Regions from separate parts of the Mus musculus genome. Here region 1 is linked to region 2. A link is a loop called in an ENCODE intact Hi-C map of the cell type or tissue named here. Cell type or tissue: heart. All regions are shown on one strand.

Region 1 (8,000 bases), 56 kb after region 2:
AAGTCATACAATTCAAAGACAGCAAAATAATATTAGTTACAGGTAGCAAAGCTAATGTGTGAGTACAGGACTGTGATGATGAAAGGGGGAAAAAGATTTGGTTCAAAGATGAGTAATTGTGAAAGATAACTTGTAACTGAAACTACAGTTTGAAAATATGAAAGACATGGTCTATTTTTTTCTAAGCAAATACACACTACTCAAAATTGACTCAACCAAGGTAAAAATAAAAATCATCTGTCCTTTTAAAAATCCATGAGGCACAGATGGTTTTTGAGGGTCATCTAAGGAACTCTCAATGAATAGATAACCATGTTAATAATTGAAATGTTTCTGAGGGGGAAACTGGAATGTTGGCAGAATCATCCTTTTAGGTTGGTATCACTCAATGAATGATCAGCTATCTCTAACAAGCACCATTTTATTCATAGGAGTGGAATAAACTACCCTTATGTAAATAAACAATTTGAATGCAGCAGTATGCTTGCACAAAAAGAACAGACTATGCAAGTAGAGTTTGCAGACCCTAGCCCTAACCCCTAACCCTACAGCAACACTGTCAAGTAGCATGCTAAATCAGGGGATGAAAAAATGGATTTTTCAGGGGTGATGTGGAATAATTGGCTTCTAACCTCTGCATTACTCCTTTGCACAAATATAATAGTTACAAACCATGAAAACATTTAGGGAAAGAAACACTGTTGAGATTCTGGGGTAGAAAGTCTCACTTAGCAAGATGGGAAATGTAGAAGTGACTATACTAACTTTTACTGGGATTAAGGGGACTCCATAAACAGAACTCAAGTCATTAAAAAATTATGGGGACTGAATGGAAACTTCCATGTGTAGTACTATGGCACTGCTGACTAATAAAAGCACAGTAGGAAATAATATCGATCCATTTAAAAGATCAGTAACATTGATAGCTATCTAGTAAGTTTGGTTTTAAAATAAGTAAAAGAGAAGTGATAGACAATTTCAACAGAAAGTATTAGGAAAGCAAAGAGGATTTTTTTGGAACAGTGTCAGAGACATACATACATACATACATACATACATACATACATACATACATAAAAATAGCAAGACAATACTTTGAAACTTTGTGCTGGAACGTTGAACATATAAATGAGATAATTTTCAAGAAATATAGAAATCACTAAAATTATGTCAAGAAGTAGGACATTTTGGGGTAGGGTAAATCAATGCTATGTGTGCATGAAATTTAGAAGAAAATTCAACTTACCTCTAGGAAGCTGACTAGTGGGGAAAGGAGTCTACAGGGCTCAGTGGAAGGAGGCACCCACTTGCTAAAACCGTACTCTGCTTTGAATAATATGCAGTAGCTATGAATTAATTTAGTTAAAAGATAACTAAAAATTGTTTAGTGTTGACTCCATGGGAAGTCATAGAAGTAGGAAGGAGGTGGGTTAAAGGTTGGAGTTGATGCAATCCAGAAGTAGCCATGTGGAGCCACCACACACACACACACACACACACACACACACACACACACACACACACACAATCAGATTCTCTCATTGTGGACTGTCATCCTGAGATCTCAAGTTTATCAAGGAAATCTGAAATAGGCAGAGCCATAGGAAAAGCAAAGCAGACACGAGTTTGAATCCCTACCGGTGACAAGACTTTGGAAAGGTCCGTTCAAATCTCCAGACCCCAAGGAATAGACTCTTCACTTGCGCAAATACACCAGGGGCTCAAAGGCTCCTGCCAAGTTGTTAAGCAAGTCTGATTTCAAGGAGAACTAGGGACAAGGGGGAGGGGCAGCGGCTCCTTTCCCCACAGGGGCAGGTAGGCACCTCCCCCACCCTCACTGCCCCCTCCTTTCAGCTTCCTCGCTCACACCCACCCACACAGCCCTCTCTGTTCCCGGCTGGAGAGCCTTTCTCGGGCGCCAGCGGGCAGCAGTGGAGCCAGCCAGCAGAAGCCAAGCTGCAGGACTGGGCTGCGCAGGAGCTCTGCAGCTAGAAGCTGCAGTCTAGGGAGCATCCTCACATTTCTTTAATACTTCTTTCTCTTATTAAATACTTCTTTCTCCTTGGCCACCACAAGTTGGAAGATCAGGGTGATTCGAATAATTGGCACAGAGGTTTCATTTGTGGCCCTTGAAGAAGTTCTGAGCAAGTCATTCAACGGCATCCACGAAGACAGGGCTAGTTCAGCTTCTGGCTCTGCTTCAGACAGGCAGAGCCCTCCTGGAGCCAACCTGAAGCCGCAGGAGGAGGTGCTGTGGAAGTGATGGCTCTGTCCAAGTCCTGGACCAAGGTAGCATCTCTGGGTAAGCAGGTAAGCCCCCCCCCCACGGGTTAAGTGCACCTCAAAGGCTTTCTGCTGGTCACCTAGGTGAGTCTAGAGTCTCCCCAGAAGTAAGTCTGCGTTTTCTAGCCAGGGCAGGAGGCGGGGCTGGTAGGAGAGAGCCTGTTTTTATCACAGGAAATTGTGGGAGACTGGAATGAAAGGATTTAATGTAAAATATATATATTTGCATTAACGCGTGGGGATGACATGCGTAGGAGCCAGGGACTTTTGTAGGAAATGGTTGCAGATTGGGGCAGGCTGTTGGGCGTCTGGGTTTTTATAGGAACTAAAACTGGAGCAAAGCCTTACGTTTTTTGCATAAACCTGTGGGGAGTGGGCAAAGACAAGGTGTGATTCTGAAAATGTGCACAAAATTGTAAAGTGTATGTGTCTGAGAATTTCTGAGAAATGATGGGAGGAGCATTTACGGCTCTGACTTCAATTGACTCCGCCACCCCACCCCCACCCATAATCAGTCCTCAGGAAGGGACCCAAAGACACTGATAGCAATGGATTCCCATACACCAGGCGCAGCCACACCCCGGGTTTCAGCACTTCGGACAGAGCCCTTTCCCACCTCCACCCCTGCAGCTTTAAGCCAGAGGCGCTGTTTAGTTCCTCCGCAGTTACCTCTGCATGGTGGGCGGTGACTCCCTGGGTTTGGCAAAACGGGGCTCTTGAACCGAAAAGACGAATATTTGTGAAGTTCAGTTTTTAATCGGCTTCTAACTGCTTCCTGTGACTACAGAAGGAAGGGGCGGAGTGCAAAGGTATCTTTCCAAGGTTCCGCGAATGCTGCAGCTAAACGAAGTGGCCTCCTCTGTTTGGGAGGGTGTATCCAAACTTTCCAAAGTACTTATCTTTTATAAGTCGCTTACCGCATGCCAACACCCGGTGCCAAATGCTCTATATAGATTGTATAATTTTATATACCATAATAGTTCCATTTCTATGCTATTTTTATTCCCATTTTTCAGTCGAGAAATGAAGCAAGAGTGACTAAGAGGCTTGTCCAAGTTTATACAAACAGGGACTGTTACAGCAGACTGAATCTTAAACTCCACCCCAGCCTGCACAAGTGGAACCATAAGCCTGAGCTAAGTCCCTTTGTGCAACAGCTCTGAAGTGGGGGTTAGCGTGGACAGAATGAGATCAGACTTGTAGTGCTGTGTCTTTGGACAAAGTTACTGAATATGTTTTAATTAAGGACCAGTGTTTGGGACTGCAGCTCAGTTGGTAGGATGTTTGCCCAGCATGCTGAAAACCCTGTGTAAGACTCTCAGAATCTGTAAAACCAGGCATGGAGCCTGCATGACTGCAATCTAATACTCTGAAGGGGAAGGCAGGAGGACCAGAAGTTCAAAGCTATCCTCCCTTACATGTGATTTTGAGGACATTAAGATATATAAGATCCTGTTTCAAAAATAAATAATGAATAAAAAAATGTTAGCATTAGGATAGTGGTTCCCTGACAGAATCAATCTCTCTCTCTCTCTCTCTCTCTCTCTCTCTCTCTCTCTCTCTCTCTCTCTCTTTCTCTCAGTGTGTGTGTGTGTTCATGTTCATTGGATTTTAATTGTGGTTGGTGGAATTAGTGAGGACAGAACAGGAGGTGTAAATGACAGTCATGCACAATACTATTATACTTGGGTTCAGAGCAGGGCAAGGCCCCATGGATGGGATGTGTGACAAGAGTACTACAGTGTAGTAACCATTTGGGATTTTTAAAGCAGGACTTCTTGCAGGACCTTCACATATTGCCTACCATTTGATCCTTATAACAATACTGTGAAGTAGTCAGGACTTGGAGTTATTCTACTCATTTGGCAGAAGTATCCTGGGTCTGAATTCCAGTGCCTTATGTACCTACCTAGCAACAGAGCTGAAATTCTAGACAGCTCTTTGGCATCTTTGTTTTGTAGCCCTCCTGCCTAGGACTGGTACTTCCTTAGGAGTGTGGATTTTGGTAATTTCAGCACTAAACATATTTAGATAGTATTAACATGTGACTTATAAACTAACTTTGAATCAACCTAATACATTTATATTAGTTATATTCTATTTTGGTTCAAATGATCTCAAAACCATCTTTAAAGAGTCACAAGATACCAGGCTTGTATTCAGTAGTAGTTGAAAAAGTAAAGGGGAAACAAGATGAAACTATATCCAGAAACAAATGACTATAAAATGTTTATTAAAAAGTCCTAGAAGCCTGCTTTGGGTCATTTAGAGCAAAATTTACCTAAGCCATTTCAGTAAGGCATTACTAATTGTAAAGATATTCACAAATAGTCTATAGACATTTTCCTTTTGCATAATCTCTCTCAGATTATTAAAATATCTGCTTATATGACAAATGAGCGATGATAACTGGAAAATTGTTGGACCTGAGACTGAAGAGAGTAGCCATGAAGTAAATGATATTCTGACATCACATCTTTACCAAAGCAATTTATGATGACTCACATGATCATATGCACCTTAAGCTTTCTGGGGAGAAAAGCCTCTGCATTTATTGTCTTATTTGAGACTTCTAACAACTTTGAAGAGGTCAGCAGTAGGAAGGGTGAGAAATGGCAAAGCAATGGCATGGTGGCCTTTTGCTTTTGTGCAAACCCCTGACCTATATGACCCAGATAAGTCACAAATGTATGAATGGCTCTAGTTGTAAGACTATAGAGAATAATAGGGTTTTCTCATGCTGAGTAACGAGTAATTCTCCCCAGCATATTCAAATACAACAATTAAAATATGCCAAGGGCTGAAGAGATGGCTTAGCAGTTAAGAATACATGTTCTTGCAGAGGACCCAGGTTCTATTCTCAATCCTATATGTCACCTCACAGCCATTCCACATATTCTTCTGACCTTCTTAGGTACCTGGCATGCACATGGTATATAGACACACATTCAAGCAAAACATTCACACACAGAAAATCAAGCAAACAAACCTAAGAACATTTAAAATGTCCTGCCAGTCAAACCGTGGCATGATGACTGTGGGCCACATGGCTCTCAGGCCTTTAATTTGTAGACATGGTCTGATATACTCAGACCAAAGACAGAAAGATGTGGTAATGAATGATTCTAGGTTCAAAGAGAAAATGGCTCAAAGCCTATCATTTTTAGTTCCTACTTTTAATCATGAAGATTGAACAAGGGACATAATTCTATAGTTTCAAGGACAACAAAATAACAGAAAGACTTCAAGACAAAGATGGTACACACTCATACTCTGTCATGCCAATCAGACAGTACATGATTTAACTTTTGGATGTTGAGGGTGTTTAGTCTTTGGCATTTATCTTGTAGCCCTGATACCTTGAAAGTCCTGTGAGTCTTCATCATAGTTATGTTAAATAAGTTAAAATCTAAAGGATCATAGAGAGGTGTGTGTAGTGGGCAGGTCAGGAGACAGCATTTGTCTTTGGCCTGGAAATCCTGAAATGGGCTACCTGGATATTCTGGGAACACCAGAAATCTTTCTGTCTCTGTTTCCCCAGCACTGGGTTGCTAAGTGCAGTCCAACCTACCCTTCTTTTTCATAGGAATTCTAGGTCCTAAATTCAGGTCCTCATGTTTGGAAGGCAAGTGCTTTACTGACCCAGCATAGGGTAATGTTTTAAAGATAAAATAACGGTCCATAGGGCAGTCAAGGTGATAGGATTTCAAAATTCAGAGGACATATTAGCTGTTTCCAATGAGAGATGCAAATTTAGAGACCCTAATAAGTGCCCTGTCTTCTCAGGTCTGCTTAGCATTCACTTTGTGGGGACAATAGAAGACACATTTCAACTAAAAAAAATCCCAGGGTTTGGTTGACTCTCCCATAAAATATATTACTGGCCAGTTCCACCTTCCTGATTTTCTCCAGCTTCACTCAGCCTCAGCCTCTGTACTGTGGTATCCCCAATTCTCTTTGCCCCCACAGGCTCCTACAGTGCTTCCAATCCATTCCCACCCGCTCACCAATGATTATGTCACCTTTTCTATTACACCTCTCCACTCTTTGATATTTCCACATACCAGCATCTACTTTCAGGACAACAGTCTAAAGGGTGTTGCTGGTCCCACCAGTTATCTCACCACCAATGCCTGTGCCCCTTTACTCCTGACTATCTACCACAAGGCTCTCTAAGTTTCTGTGCTATGCTACCTTTTCCTTTATAACCCTAGGTGTAGTGTCTTCCATATTTTGGTTCAAGAAACTCCCATTCACCCTTTTCAAGGGCTATCCCAATTGTGTGTTCATTAACAATCCTTTCCTAATCTGAATCTTTAGTACCTCATGGTATTCATCTCTCCCTGCTGTATATTCGCACTCTATTTTTGGAATTACTATATCAAACTACAATTATTTCGCACAGAGGTGAGAACATGGACTTTGAGGTGAGACTGCTGGATTCAAACTCTAACCCTCCAACCTGGTACTTACGTAGTTTTAGAGAAGTGGCTTTATCTCCATGACAACACCCAGTTTGAAATTCAATTTAAGAAAGGGACAATATTACTGTTCATTGCATGCTATTGTTGTAAGGATTAAGTGGCAATGTATAAAAATATTGTCATTACTCAGCACATTGCTTGGTACATGGCAAGCATAACATAAAAGTTATTACTATTATCTTTCTTCTAAATTATAAGTGTCTGCATTCCATAATCTCTTTACCTTCATATCTGACATCAGTATACAGACTAGGTTTGGTGATGAATAAATGAACAGAGACAAAAATCATATTAATTAACTGAAAGTCTTCTACAGTGCCTTTTCTTATACTCCAAAGGCAAAAACAAACAAACAAACAAAAAACCAAAAATAACAACAACAACAAAAAACCTCAGGAGAGAGAATTATTTTTCCAATGGTCCTCTTAGCTTATTGGTTGGTTTACTCAGTTACAATTACCTGAGAGGTATTTGGAGTTACACAGATAAAATAGTCTCACCTACATTCAAGAAGTTAGCAGACATTTCTGGTGGGATAACCTAGTCTTCCTCCTAAAGCAGCCGGGTTCCAAGAGGGAAAACATAGATGTTTCATGGTCTAAAAGGCTTTACTAAAAAGTGACAGTGTTATTTTGCCCATTTTACTGGCCAACTCTTCACACATATACCAGGACAAGAGAATTTAGTCATGGTTTATAGCTTACCACAAGTATCAACCTAGGCATGGGATGACTGGATCAGGATGTAGGCTTTAATTTAGTAAAGTGGTATCTATTTATACTCCAGCAGGTTCTTGATGGGCTCTGACTTCCTGCATCCTTTGGGTTACTATTCTGTGCAACATTGAGTGGTACCTTGTGCTTTGATTTGATTTTCTTACAGTAGTAATGAGGCTGAGTACCTTTGATGATCACGTAAAGCTCATGGGTCATTTGTGTATCTTTTTTTGGAGGAAGTGATTTGGAGGAGTTCTTTATATAGTGTAGATATGAGTCATAGTAATTTTACTCAACTTTTCCTCTTGGACCTTGATTGATTTTTCTCTTGATTACAAAGGAAGTAGCATTTGGGCTGATGTTTGGAGGATGATGAATAATTAAAGAAGAGCAGGGAGTCCTTGTAGTTAGAAACAAGAGCAGTGCCAGGAGGGGGGATAGTGGGCATATTTAAGAAACAGTTACATTTTAAGGTAGGCAGAACGTGAGAAGAGCTGGCATTGTAGGGGATGATTCT
Region 2 (8,000 bases):
ACACTTTGTAATCTAAAGACCTAGGGCTGAGTCCAGAGCTCAGTGGTCAAGTGCTTCCTGCATAAATGTGAGGACCAGATTTCATTTTCCCAGAGTCCTCCTAAATGTTGGATGGGCATGGCAGCTTGCCTGTACTTGAAGTCTTAGAGGACAGGAAATCCCCAAGCATGTTCTGGGGGAGCTCTGGGTTTGATTTAGAGGGTCTGCTTCACTGAATTAAGTAGAGGAGTAATGGAAGATGATCCCTGACATCCACCTTGAGCCTCCACATGTACACATATATGTGCACTCCTACATGAGCACAAACACACAGGCTAACACTCATGCACAAACACACACACCATACATGTGTATATAGAAAAAGAAAATAAAAATATTTAGGGGAAGAACCGTGGTGTAAAATATTAGCAATACAAATGGAAGCTTTGGGTCTGGTAAGGCAGTTGAGCATTCAAGAACATTTGCCACTAAACTTGGTGACTTGAGTTCTATCTCCAGGTCTCAAATAATGGAAGGAAAGAAATGACTCTCACATGTTGTCCTCTGACCTCCACACTGACACTGTGGCACATGACTGTCTGTCTCTCCCAAGGCAACAATCAATCAATCAATCAATCAATCAAACAAATGTAATTTAGAATACTTTAACCTTTAAAGTAATAATCTTGGGATAGGATTAGCTTACTTAATAAGGGGGGGCATACTTAGTAATTACAAAAAAATGATTACTAACCTAAATATAAAAATTCTGAGTTAGCTGTGTTGCAACATAAAGATGGATGGTAAGTGGTGGGTAGAGATGCATACCAAACCCTTCACACTCTAAGAATGGTCTATTCCACACTATTAACGCCACTGTCACCAGCCACAAGGATCTACTGACATCTGAAGCAAAGCTGGTATGACTGAAGAAATGAATTCCTCATCTTATGTAAGCTCAGCTAGTTAGATGCAGATAGCTGCACAGTGACTGTTATATAGGCCAGAACAACCCTTATAGAATATTCCTCAAAGTCGTATGACCAGCAAAATTCAGTCATACAAACAAACCACTCTAAAGGGTAGGCCCATGCCAGGCAGTGGATTGCCAACCCAAAATGAATCTTACAGGTCCTTTGCACTTATGTGATGACTTTCAGTTTTGTGTTTCTGTGGGAGTCCTGTGTGAGCAAATGTTTGTGTCTCTGTGTCTATATCTGTTTCTCAAGCTTTAAAAAAACCAAAGTTCCTTTTCTTTTGTTTGTTTTGTCTAATTCTGATTTTTTGTTTTATTATATTTTATTTTATTCTTATTTCTCAAGGGCCTGTTTGTTTTCTAACAAGGGACAGAAAGGCTGTGTGTCCAGATGGGAGGAAGAGTTGGGAGGAAACTGGGAGGAGTAGGAAGAGGAAAAGAAAATCAGAATATAGTGTATAAAATGTATTTTCAATAAGAAAGGACAGTTGTACAAATGATACAAATTGATGAGAAAAAAGCCAAGATAGAAAGATGAATGAATTATACAAGGTGAAAATTTATAGGAAAAGAAGTACAAACAGAAAAATAAATATTTACCTAAGGACACTTGTTAAAGGTATGGAGAAATGTCAAATTCTATATCATAGATGGGAATATAGATTACTATAGGCCTTGTGGGAAATTCTCTGTTGTGACTGAAATCGTGGGTACCTTTGATACAGCTCACCTCCTTTTCACTAAGGATATATTTTTAAAATAATAATTTCAAATTTACACTCATGGGTGTATCTCTGCAAGAGCATAGTCATATGTGTGCAGGTACCCATGGAGGTTAGAAAAGGATGCTGAGTCCCCTACAACTGGGTGATGGCAGCTATGATCTATCTGATGTGGGTACTGGGAAAGGTATTCGGGCCCTCTGGAAGGGCAGGAAGTGCTCTTAATTGCTGAGCCATTTCCAGCCCCTAAGAATTCATCTTATAAGAACAACAGACAGGCCACAGGGAGTCCTGTACTAGAAACATACTGCCCTAGAAGGCATACTGATTGAATTACTCAATCTCTGTTAAGTATTTGGGTGGTCTTCAGTGCTTTGATTTTATTTTACTTTATTTTTGGAACTATCTTACATGTATACAGTATATTATGATTCATTTCATCTCCCATTACCCTCTCATCTTCCTGCCTATCCCTTCTTTCTAACTAGTGCTTCTCTTACGTGCCTTTAACATTATTGTTGCTGCACTGGTGCTTGAATTAAGAGCCATACACACTCCCAGTAAGTGCTTTGCCATCAAGCCAGGTCCCCAGACCTTTTTTTTTTTTTTACTTTTAGTCTCGAGTCTCACAGGGTGGTTTTGAACTCACTTCTGGAGCTCTGGAAAGCCTTCTGTTTGACATTCTCAGGCTTCTGCCATCATAAATAATAGATTTCAGTGTGATGTTCATTTTCATAATAAATATCACATACATTGATCCTATTTGCATCCCTGCTGCCCTCCCTGCCCCCCTTAGCTCCTTAGGTCAGCCCCCTCCATCCATCAAGTAGTCCCCTCTTCTGCTTCCATCCTTCATATATTTTATTACCTTGCTTTGTGTCCCCCACCTTAGGGGTCTTCCTTCCCACTCATACACATGAGTACAGTGTATAAGTCTAGATTTCACATATACAAATATGAGGTATCTGTCTTTCAGAGCCTGGCTTACTCTCATCAACATGATAATCTCCAGTTGCATCTGTTTCTCACAAATGTCTTAATTCCACTCTTTAATTTACACCTGAATAAAACTCCACTGTGCATATATACAGCATTAAAAATACATTTTCACTTTCTTTACAAGGATTAAATCACCCAAAATGGGATGTTGGGTTTAAGGTATAGGGATTTTTAAGGATGTTTAATAAATATTGCTAATTTATCCTTTTCTGACCTATTCGAGCTAACTTTTTGTTGTTCTCAGTATCTGCGTTTGCACAGTTATTGTGATGTTTTGTGGTTAACTGGCAACCTTCATTTATTTTCCCCACAAAGTTGCAATATAGATAGGGTTGAGGGGACTAGTTTGCCTCTCCTCCACGTAATGTCAGCTAGGGCCTAAGAGGAGAACTTTGAGGATATTTCACTCACATGGTTGGCAAGATGGTGCTGTACCTCAGCTCAGAACTGTCCCAGGGATGTGTCTGGAACACTTGCACATGTTCTAGTGGTGTTGGTTGGTATTGGCTTCTTTACAGCATGGTCAAGATCTTAGAACCAGTGTCCCAGGAGGGCTGGAGCAATTGTATTGCTGCCTCTAACCTAGCACCTAGAGCACCTCTTTCATTGTCCTAGCAGATCCAGATTTAAAAGAAGGTGACTCAGACTCCATTTCATTATAGGAGAAAGCCCCCGACAGACCAAGAAGGTCTGTGGGAGGCAAGATGCTGCTGTGATCCCACTTGAAAAGCAGCTGTGGTTGTTCAGGGTGAAACCCACGGTGCAGTCTACCATTTGGACGCTAGAGGGCGGACTCTTGAAGCTGTTTCTGTCAGTACTCGAGGCCCAGTTTACTTTTGTCATGCTGAAGACCACACACTTCATAACACAAGTATCTTTTCCTTTGGGAGAAGTCTGCAGCCTGGACCTAGTGGTACAGTGGGAGTTCCGTGGGGGAAAGATGCTTATAGTTCAAAGGCTTCATTCATACATTTACTCATTCATTCATCTACCACCCACTTACCCAGCCATTCATTCATATCCGCCCTCCCACCCACCCATCCATCCTATTATTCACTCGGCGGTTCATTCAGGAAACGTTCATCGTGCAGCTACTATGATCCTTGCTGGATGCTGAGGAGACACTAATGAGTAAGCGGCCCCGCTGGTAGGCTCTTCCAGTTTGGATTGTGGGATTTCTCGGAAGCAGCCAGAAACTGCATTACAGGCTTTTTATTTTCTGGTACCCAGTTGGCCGATTACACCAATAACTTTCACGTTTGTAAGCATAGCTGTTTTAAAGGAACGGCAGCAATGTCTTGGCCCACAAATGGTCTTAATGTGTGGTTTGAGTCTTTTCATAGTGAAATGCGACCAGGGTTTTCATCTTTTACATCTGGATCTGTCTCTTATTGTTGTGCCTGTTTTTTTGGCTGACCTGGAACTGGCTATGTAGGCCAAATTAGCCTTGAACTCAAAAAAATCTGCCCAACTCTGCCTCCCATATGCTGATATTAAAGGTATATGCCATTACACTTGAGTTTTTTCTTTTTTGCCCTTGAATTGTGTCTTTGAGTCAACCACTAGGGCACATACATAGTTGTTACGTGAATTATGAAAGCAATCCACGCTACGCCTGCAGCACCGGCAGGCAGGATGGCCCCATTCTCAACTTTGTAGAGTGCTAAGTTCCCATGGTGGGTCGTTGCCATGCCAGCCCCACGCTTCCAAATTCCCATGGTCTTTGGGGGTGCACTTCTTGCAAACCCATGCTTTGCCCTTGTTCTCTGAAACTCAGTTGAGTTGCACCATGAAGGAAAATACCACACAAACTTAGTTCAGAATTAACAGGTAACACAATCGTTGGGCACAGCAACTAGCATCCTAATTTGTAAGCCATTCTAAGTTAAATCCTCCAATAGTGGGTCCCAACAGATCCGCCACCTGAAAAAGGGCGCCTCCACTACATTTTGGCCTCCTCATCTCCCATCCACCAGCCAACCATCTTCTCCTGCTTCCCCTCTTAGACCTGGAAGTCCCGCCTACTCCTCGCCCAACGATTGGTCCTCCGAAATCTTTATTCTTTAGGGGAAGGTTCTGCCACAGTAGCAAGAGGTCACTTAACTTTTGAATAGCCACAGAGAATTCCCTAGCACTTAGCTGGCTTCTATCTCTCCTTGCCTGTACTTCAATCTAGGTTCAGAGACTGGCATTCCTGTCCCCTCTCCATTGTGGCCATGGCTAGCCTTTATAAAGGGACCTTTTGATTCTCTGTAGTGCAGCTCTGCTCCGGCTGTATCTATGTTCCTTGGCCCCACTTGCCTGCTTCCAGATTTAGAAAACCTCTGAGCTAACCAGGTTATGAAAATGTGACTTGTTTACTGAATGGTTGCAATAAGAAGGCGAGGTAGCTTGTTCTTTTTTTCCCCCCTGTAAATCCCCCTACTCTTGCCGAGCTCTTTTCTCTGGGTAACAGCCCTGTCAGGGATGGTGCGGTCTCCTTCCAGAAAGTTCTGTCAGTTGCCTTTATGAAGAACTCAGCACTGTTCATTTGCAGATGCTGGTCTCACATCTATTTAAAGCGCTTCTTTTTTTTTTTTTTCCCCAGCGCAGGTGAGACAGGGTGAGCCTGTTGTTTGAGATGAAGCCTGGAAGCTAGGCTAGGCTGAGGGGTGGTGGCATGGTCTGCTCTTTCTGCCTGTACCCCACCCCCACCCCCCACCCCCATGGGGTCAGTGTGGGTGGAGAAGGGGAAGACAGGTGTTTTCTTCACATCTCTTTTGCAATTGTCTTTGTGCTGGGCCAGCACTGTCAGGAGAGCTTCTACAGCTAGGTATGATCCATTTTCCTTGATCTTGCTTCCTGTTTTCTTGGTTGTGCCTCCCGACCCCCATGACATCTTGTTTCTCCAAGCATAGCTCACACAAACATAGATGGAAGTCTGTAGACAGAGCGCATGTCTGACTGGGGAGCCATAAGCGGCGCTCCTTTCACTTGGGGGTGGGGGGAGAAATACCTTATTTCCTACCAAAAAAAAAAAAAAAGGCCTGCCAGGAAGAGCAGGATAAAATTCTCTCTTCTGGCAAATATGGCATTTCCTGGACAGTACCTATCCCTGCTTCTAGTCTTCCCTGCTGTCCAGGGCTAGGGCAAAGGAAGGCTTACAGGAATGCTTTTCCTGTATAGCAGCTCTGAACTGGCCTCGCTTGCTTCTGAGACACTGACTACGGGGGCTGCTAATTGCTACGGGGGCTGCTAATTGTATAGACTTCAAGTGTGAGGTAGTTGTTATCATTCATAGTGAGAGGTTGGTTTTGGAACAAGAAAACAGATGGAGACCTCGTGTACTCCTGGACGCCCATAGTGGTTCTTCAGGGGGCTATTTGTGAAGAAGTGAGGTTAGAGCTCTAGGTCTCTTGAGTTCTGTTTTTCTCTCCTACTTTCTGCTGTCTCAGGCACTAAGTCATCCAACAGTAGGGGTCCTGGAAGAAATTGTTGGACCAGTGATGTGTATGTCACCATCACACAAATGGTTTGGGCCCCATAAAAATACCAGGTTGGGCCTGCAAGGGCTCTGTGGGTGAAGGCGCTTGCCGCTGAGTCTGGGGATCCAGATGGTGGAGGAAGAAACCTAACCCCCGCACTTTGTCCTCTGCCCTTTATGTGTGCACACATCTCCTCCCCAACAAAATGAGTAATTGAGGTGTAACAAAAAAATTAAAAATATATTTTAAAAAGTACCAGTCTTGAGATAGCTTCCCAAAAGCTATCCAGAGGGGAGGCTGTGGGCTGATGGGAGAAGCAGAGAAGGAGGGAGCTCGAGTCTCCAGCTGCACTGCTCTTGTGTTGCTTGCTTTAAATCTGCACTGTCAAAATATACCCCAAGGGCTCTGTCTCTAGGGACCAACCTAGTCGTGGCTGAATGATCCCGCGGCCCCATGAGGACTGGTTAGCGTACAAGCAGAATAGACTTTAGTCTGCTGTTGTCTACACACAGGATGCTCCTATCCCAAGCTCCACCAGGTCCTCATGGGTATTGTGTAGCTCCTGTTTGGGGCTGGTTGCAGTGCTGAAAGGTCTCAGTGATCTCAGGTCTGTTTCCTCAACTAAAGAATGGGTTGACCTGACTGATCGCCAGAAAACGGTGTCAAAGCTCTGAGCCCTGAAACACCAGGTTTCCCCCTTGTTTTTCTACCTTCAACTATAGCCCTTCTTTGTTGAGCCTGGAACCTACCCTAGACTCTGCTGTCCTCTCTTCTGAGGTTTGTGCTATGTCTTCACTCTCTGATTCAATTATGTCAAGTGTGGTGGGCTTCTCCCTTGTCTGTCTTCATTTTCAGACATTCTGCCCAGGACTACTCAGATGCCCTGAGAACCAGGCTTAGGGCAACTGTCCCCCCCTTTTTTTCATATGTCCATGTTTAAGTGGGACTCTGTGGTCACCACTATCAGATGATGTATGGACATCCAATTCAGGCCACTGTTAGTGGCCCTAGCCTTCCATCCTGCAGCCACTCTGCTTTGCTGAAGAAACTCTGATGGGCTCAGAGGCACTGACAGCGATGGGGTGAGTTGTTCTAGATGCTCGGCTGAAGGCTTGAAGAACACATTGGTGATTTCAGCCTGGCTCACACAACTTGCGCCTCTGTGTCCATGTGGCTGGATGGTGCTTCTCTCGTTTCTGTAAAAGCTCATTGTCTGATGATATCCTTTAGTATTCTCAGCCCCAAAGCTGTGAAAGATTTGCTTAGAGGAAGATTTCTGAGCTGCCCAATCATGCTATTAGGGAGTGCTGCATGCGAGCTTCCCCTTAGCTGTCTATGTGTCCACTGAGAGTACGCCTGTGTCCTAGCAGAGTCCCTTGTGTTGCATTGGGGAGTCTTTGATTCTGATTCTCTGTTTCAGCCACTCTCCTGATATCCTGCGCAGCCTCAACAAATGGAGTCTTCTGAGCTAAGGGGAAGTTACCTTTGCAGGTTCACTTTGCTCATCCCTTCTGACGAAGAGTCTTCCTTTTTATTATGAGATGCTCATTGTCCTGGTGATGGAGAAAAAGTCCTGAATTGGAAGAGGGGTGATGATTAATGCTGAAATATCTCAGGAAGTCTCCTGCCCCTGAGCTGTGGGCAAAATTCTGCTTTGTCTCTGCTCATATGTTGGAGACTTCTTGAGGTCACAGAACTCTTAAAGCCCTGGGGACTCAGACTGGTCTGATTGCTTCTTCATGTGGGCTCCAGGAAGAGGGCTGTCTTGGTTGAGGTAAGACTCTCTGCCATGCGTGGCCTTCACTATGAGCCTCTGTGGCCCCCATCTTTTCACTCCTTTGTCACAATGGACCCATAGCA

Evidence for each region. A loop is a pair of places that touch in the nucleus more often than their neighbours do. Peaks named below come from ENCODE experiments on the same cell type or tissue, not always from the same donor. Only the 100,000 strongest peaks of a DNase experiment are listed, where the experiment ranks them.
Region 1: a loop joins it to region 2, with 5 times the contacts of the local background. A loop is called at or near these places in 6 of 42 quality-filtered maps.

Annotation. Positions count from the first base shown.
Region 1 is chr9:89,732,385-89,740,384 of GRCm38, reverse strand. It overlaps Ankrd34c (ankyrin repeat domain 34C), which reads left to right and starts at 1,910. Exons shown (of 2, transcript NM_207260.2): 1 at 1,910-2,302. In heart, no CTCF peak of the experiment used is centred here; no DNase peak of the experiment used is centred here; H3K27me3 peaks cover 1,798 bases.
Region 2 is chr9:89,788,710-89,796,709 of GRCm38, reverse strand. No RefSeq gene overlaps it. Among named protein-coding and RNA genes, the nearest start is that of Mir184, 9.6 kb to the left of the region's middle. In heart, a CTCF peak has its summit at 3,449 (motif pointing right); no DNase peak of the experiment used is centred here.